Linked DNA regions of Homo sapiens: region 1 is linked to region 2. Evidence: chromatin contacts called from ENCODE Hi-C or POLR2A ChIA-PET data. All regions are on one chromosome and are shown on one strand. The core of a region is the stretch at or near the end of the contact, and the rest is flanking DNA. Distances in the headings are between cores, read along the strand shown.

The links. A loop is a pair of places that touch in the nucleus more often than their neighbours do. ChIA-PET counts read pairs that join two places held with the same protein, here RNA polymerase II (POLR2A). Pooled maps may share reads with other maps.
Region 1: a loop to region 2 is called in a map of heart left ventricle, with 2.2 times the contacts of the local background. The contact joins two enhancer-like sites. A Hi-C loop is called at or near these places in 5 of 168 maps with a recorded cell type or tissue (PC-3, Right ventricle myocardium inferior, endothelial cell of hepatic sinusoid and 2 more), 2 of 37 single-sample maps with no recorded cell type and 8 of 50 pooled maps. POLR2A ChIA-PET finds 5 or more read pairs at or near these places in 14 of 52 experiments (A673, Caco-2, GM12878 and 11 more).

The regions. Positions count from the first base shown.
Region 1 is chr20:49,165,463-49,168,317 of GRCh38, forward strand. It overlaps STAU1 (staufen double-stranded RNA binding protein 1), which reads right to left. Exons shown (of 14, transcript NM_017453.4): 3 at 535-823. The coding sequence starts at 739. Among named protein-coding and RNA genes, the nearest start is that of STAU1, 21 kb to the right of the region's middle. Within about 2 kb of position 1,254, at least 2 of the 41 ENCODE cell types and tissues checked have a DNase peak (open chromatin) inside an H3K27ac peak, as active enhancers do.
Region 2 is chr20:49,131,850-49,134,669 of GRCh38, forward strand. All of the region lies in intron 6 of STAU1 (staufen double-stranded RNA binding protein 1), which reads right to left. It also overlaps the pseudogene ARPC3P1. Among named protein-coding and RNA genes, the nearest start is that of STAU1, 55 kb to the right of the region's middle. Within about 2 kb of position 1,507, at least 2 of the 41 ENCODE cell types and tissues checked have a DNase peak (open chromatin) inside an H3K27ac peak, as active enhancers do.

The DNA of each region.
Region 1 (2,855 bases), core at 4-2,503, 33 kb after region 2:
TGAGTAGCTGTTATGGGCGTGCATCACCAAGCCCAGCTAGTTTGTGTATTTTTTGTAGAGGCAGGGTTTCACCATGTTGGCCAGGCTGGTCTCAAACTCCTGACCTCTGCTGATCCACCTGCCTCAACCTCCCAAAGTGCTGGGATTACAGGCGTGAGCCACGGCACCTGGCTTGTTCTGGGAAATAATTTTAAATGCAGAATTATCCCATACAACGATGAATATCCAAGGTGGTATTTACTGCTCAATTCTTTCTGCCAGCCACCGCTCTTTAACAGATGAGGCTTTATAGTGTGAGTAGTTTTCAGCTTTCAATTCTCTTTCTCACAACCTACAATCGTCTGTCAACTGAGGCCCCTGTCAACCCCTTACACAACCAGTGTTCTATATCTGGGATAAAGAAGTGTGGGTGGTGATACTTTCTTTTGCTTTTTGAAGGTAAATGTGAGAGCTCCCTAAATCTGCAACCTATCAGATCAGAAAACAGGGTAAGAAAACATTTGAAATAGAAGACACTTGGATTCATATGCTTACCTGCAGCTGCACTGGTGGATGTAATAGATGCAGAGGGTAAAGCAGAGTTTTGAATGGGTCTACCTGCATTTTCAGAGGGCAGAGAGCTAGTAGTAGAAGGAATACTCATCAAAGGCTGTGAGAGAAGAGACTGGTTCTTGTTCAGTATTTGGCTCCCTGAGAGAGCAGCAGATGGGTTCTGAACTTGCACTTGAACTTGAGACATGGTCACTTTCAACAAAAGTGAACAAATGCAGGTAAACAGCTTTCAGTGCAGGTTAATTCAGTGCTATGAAGTCTAAAGTTCTACCTAAAAGTTGTAAGGGAAAGAAAATAAAAAGGTAAATTATAGAGGAGATATGTAATTGCCAATATTCAGTCAAAATGGTGTCACCTACTGACTTATGAAAATAGCTCCATTTAGCATGTAGCTATGTTGATTTATTCGAAATATGTTTCTCCTTGGTATACAGTAAGTTTCTTGGCCTTGTGACTTTCCCACAGTGTTTTTTAAGTGATTTACAATACCTGTGTGCTCTGCATATTCATTATACAAAGAGAATCAGTAGGGTATAATATTTATTGGTGAGTATTAAGAATTGCAAACTATAGCTTACATTCAAAAATGCAAATTTGAAAGTATGGAGAGGTTTCCATAGTAATTGGGGCACAGTAAGGTTTCTTTCTGGTCTCAAAATTACAAGAAACTGAAAGCAAACTAGGTTTATCATACCAGGAACAGGTGAATGTGAACACTGCTTCCTCTTAAGGACCAAGGCTCAGACTGACAACCTTAGGGCCTTAAGTTGACAGAAGGAAGGTAGGATACTTCTGCTGTTTCTTTTTCTTTATGGTGATGAGAGATGTATTGTTTTCCTAAAAGGCTTGTTTGAGGTCTCATTTAATTATAGAACCCAAACAAGGAAACTATCACAACCCTACCCAGGCTCACAGATCCTGAGAAGTGATGTGAGTAACAAAGACCATACTAGAGAATTTATACTATTAAAAGCAAAAGTGGAGATGAAGAAGACAGGAATGGATTTTAGACTGGCAATTTTACTGGTGTGGTTGGGTGGGGGAGCACTGGAGCTTGTTTACTTCATATTGTAAATTAAGAGAATAATGAAGGCATTACTTCTAAATACATTAAATTTCTTCACGAGACAAAAATAAGGACAGTTGTGTTCATTTTCATGGCCATCCTTTAAAAGCTGAAAATGTTTTTAATGAGTCAAAGTACTTAAAAATAACCAGTGGCAACAAAGAACAGAAATGACAGGTCTCTCAGGAAATAGCCAACCAATGCAGAAACCAGCAAACCAACTAATTAGAAGTTCTATTATAAAGAAACAGTTACTTTAATTTTTTTTAAGTATCAAAATGATTTTTAAAGCTGGTCCTCAAGAAAGAGATGAATGACCAGAGCAATTAAGCTACTTGAGGAGTCCTAACACATTCTCTCTTACTGAGAGCAAAAAGGACTGCAAAACTCAAAAGAAACTCAAGCGAAATGTGACTCTGGATAGCAGAGGCATAAGTATTACCTTATTCAACAAAATTCCCCAAGAGTGCAGTTGTTCCTTTTTACTTTCAGAATCAGAACAAAATAACAGAGGCGTTCCATTGAAGATCTACATAATGGTCTTAGAAGACAAGTCGCCAGTGTCAAGAAACAAGTCCAGAACCATTCAGAAGTCAGCTATGACCTTATTTCATTGGGTTTTTTTTCCGTCAGCTGCTAAAATAGAAACACTTTTTTCCTCCTCTCTTCCCCTCTCTTCATTTATTCACTCACTCCTCCTTTTCCTGCTTTTTGTAAACTATCTTGAGAGCACTTTTTAAAACAAAAAAGTCACTTGTGTATGTACGACTTCACAACACCAACCACAGGTCTCAAGGTCAAAAAATGAGCTAGGAGTAAAGTATCTGCTCCAGAATCTACCCCCATCCCAGAAAGAGCAACCCAACTGTGTCCTGAGTGGCTCTTAGAGTTTAAGACTCTGAATGAATGCCTAAATTTAGAAAGGGTGTGGACCAAGGGATTTTTGGTTAATGTTCTCTAAAGCAGGCTGACTGCCAGGATTTCAAGTCAGTGATAAATTTTTAATTTTTTTTTTTTTTTTCCGAGACAGAGCTTTGTCGCCCAGGCTGGAGTGCAGTGTTGCAAACTTAGCTCACTGCAACCTCTGCCTCCTGGGCTCAAGCAATTTTCCTGCCTCAGTCTCCCAAGTAGCTAGGATTACAGGCATGAGCCACCATGCCTGGCTAGTTTTTGTATTTTTAGCAGAGACAGCATTTCGCCAGGTTGGCCAGGCTGCTCTCAAACTCCTGACCTCAGG
Region 2 (2,820 bases), core at 257-2,756:
AAAAAAACAAAAGGAAGGAAGGAGCAAGCAAATATGGTAAAATGTTAACCACTGGTTAATCTAAGTGAAAGTTATATTCATTGTCCTATTCTTGTAACTTTTAGATAGATTTGAAATTTTTGAAGTAAAAAATTGAAAAAATGTCTAGGTAAGAAAAGTGAGCCTCCAAAATGGATGCACTCTTTTTTTTTTTGGTGTAGGGGAAGGAGGTAGCGGAGAATGGGGGGTAGGAATTCAGCACAGTGGCCAGGAGCAGAGGTGTGGGAAGGACCTGGCCTGCTTAGGCACCCGTGGACTGATTTTAAAGAACTCCCATAGGTGCCGCCCACACCCAAGGGCAGAGATTCTGAAACACTTCTTCCCACAACAGTGCTTTCCCTGTCCTCAGGTTAGACTTTGGAGGGACAGGTCAGCCACCCTGATGGCTCACTTCAAATGCACAGCCCACCCTGGCCCTCTCCAACGGCTTGCATTGTCTGCCCACATCAAGATCCCCCCAATCTAAATCTGGAGGATCACCTGGATTGCATGTGGTGTGAGCATGTCACAATTGTCTCCCGATGACCGTATCCATCAGCACCATCACATTTTCTAACTAAAACTGTATGTTTTATCAGAAGTCAAACTGGCTGGGCACGGTGGCTCATGCCTATAATCCCATCACTTTAGGAGATCAAGGTGAGTGGATCACCTGAGGTCAGGAGTTCAAGACCAGACTGGCTAACGTGGTGAAACCCTGTCTCTACTAAAAATACAAAAATTAGTGAGGCATGGTGGTGTGCACCTGTAATCCCAGCTACTCAGGGGGCTGAGGCAGGAGAATTGCTTGAAGCCAGGAGGTGGAGGTTGCCATAAGCTGAGATCGTGCCATTGTACTCCAGCCTGCGCAACAAGAGCAAAACTCCATCTCCAAAACAAAACAAAACAAAACAAAAGTCAAGCTGTATATATTTTTCCAAAAAACTGTTCCTGTCTTCCCCTATTAAAACACCTAACGAAGCTTCCTATGTGACAGATTTAATTACCAAAAACTTAATCAAAAATTATTCTGTTCATTTATTCAGTAACTATTTCCTAAACATCTAATACATGCCAGGCAACCTTCCAGCGGCAAAAGAAAGGAAAGACCTTGCTCAACATAATAATGCAAGCTAGTAAAAAATTCCTGATATTTGAGTTAATGAATATAAGCACTCACGCCACCAACTACATGCAAGCTGTGATAAATTACTTTAAAAGATCACCACGAGAGGGCACTCCTACAATTCTTTTATGTGACTACTGTCAAGATTCCTGAACACAGAGTTGAGAGCCAGATCTGAAACCTTAACAAAAGTGAAGGAGGAAAGGAAGCAATCTGACCCCAAATCCCACAGAACAAAAACATAAAATAGCAATCTCTAAGTTTCCAGAAATCTCAGTGACTCTGGGTAGCAGCAAGAGTGAGCAGGTGGTAAGCTTCTCAGGAATCCAAGGCTCTGGCCCAAGCCGTCAACTCTGCACATGAGGTGACCCGGGAAGCCAGCCAGGCATCTCCCACTCCCCACGGTCTTGGTACCCCTCCCCCACAACCTGCAAAAATCCACTCTCATGACAGACTAATCTGTCAGCAGGGGAGAAAAGCAACACTTCTCCCCTTTCCTGAAACAGGTGCCGGGGGAGACCTCATGACTCCTTGGGATGCAGCTCCCATCTTTTTCCCACTCAACTGTGAGCCCAAACAGCCATTCTGAATGTCCCCTGTCTCATTCCCTCCCCAAGTGCATCCCAGCCTCCACTGATGGAGGGAGAAAGGCCAGGGAGGGAATGTAGGGCCAGGTGAGAAGATTCCAGCCCTAGATCCATGTCGGTGCTCTGGACTCCAAGAGAACAGTGTAAACCTGCTCTTACCCACTGAGGGTGGAGGGGCAGGAATGAGTGTCAGAGGAATGGAGAGGAACAAACAAGCCCTCGTACCCAGGTGGGCCACAGTAGGGAGCCCTGGCAACTACAATCCCACCTCTGGCCCATGGCAGGCAGAGAGGCATCAGCAGGGTGAGGTGAGAAATCATCATCACTCGGCCAAAGGATGGAGCACTGAAGCTGGGTTAAGTTTAGGGTGCTAGCACATAGGAGGAGAAGGTATACATCACCTGTAACTGTAAAGAATACTTCAAAGATATTTTACAGGAATATAAGCTTCAGATAGGCTTTTTAAGAAATAAGCCATAATCAAGCACGTAAATCAAAAGAATCTGCAAAGAATCTGCTGTGGGTCAGACCTTATTTCTAAGGTAAACATTAAAAATTCTCCCTTACTGGGCCGGGCAAGGTGGCTCACGCCTGTAATCCCAGCACTTTGGGAGGCCGAGATGGGTGGATCACCTGAGGTTAGGAGTTCGAGACCAGCCTGACCAATATGGAGAAACCCCGTTTCTACTAAAAATACAAAATTAGCTCGGCATGGTGGCGTATGCCTGTAATCCCAGCTACTCAGGAGGCTGAGGCAGGAGAATCGCTTGAATCTGGGAGGTGGAGGTTGCAGTGAGCCGAGAACACACCATTGCACTACAGCCTGGGCGACAAGAGTGAAACTCATCTCAGGGAAAAAAAAAAAAAAAGCTCTGGGTTGAAACCCGGGCGCCGCCAAGATGCCGGCTCATTACTCTTCTCTCATGGATCCTGACACCAAACTCATCGGAAACATAGCACTGTTACCTATCAGAAGTCAATTCAAAGGACCTGCCCCCAGAGAGACAAAAGATACAGATATTGTGGATGAAGCCAACTATTACTTCAAGGCCAATGTCTTCTTCAAAAACTATGAAATTAAGAATGAAG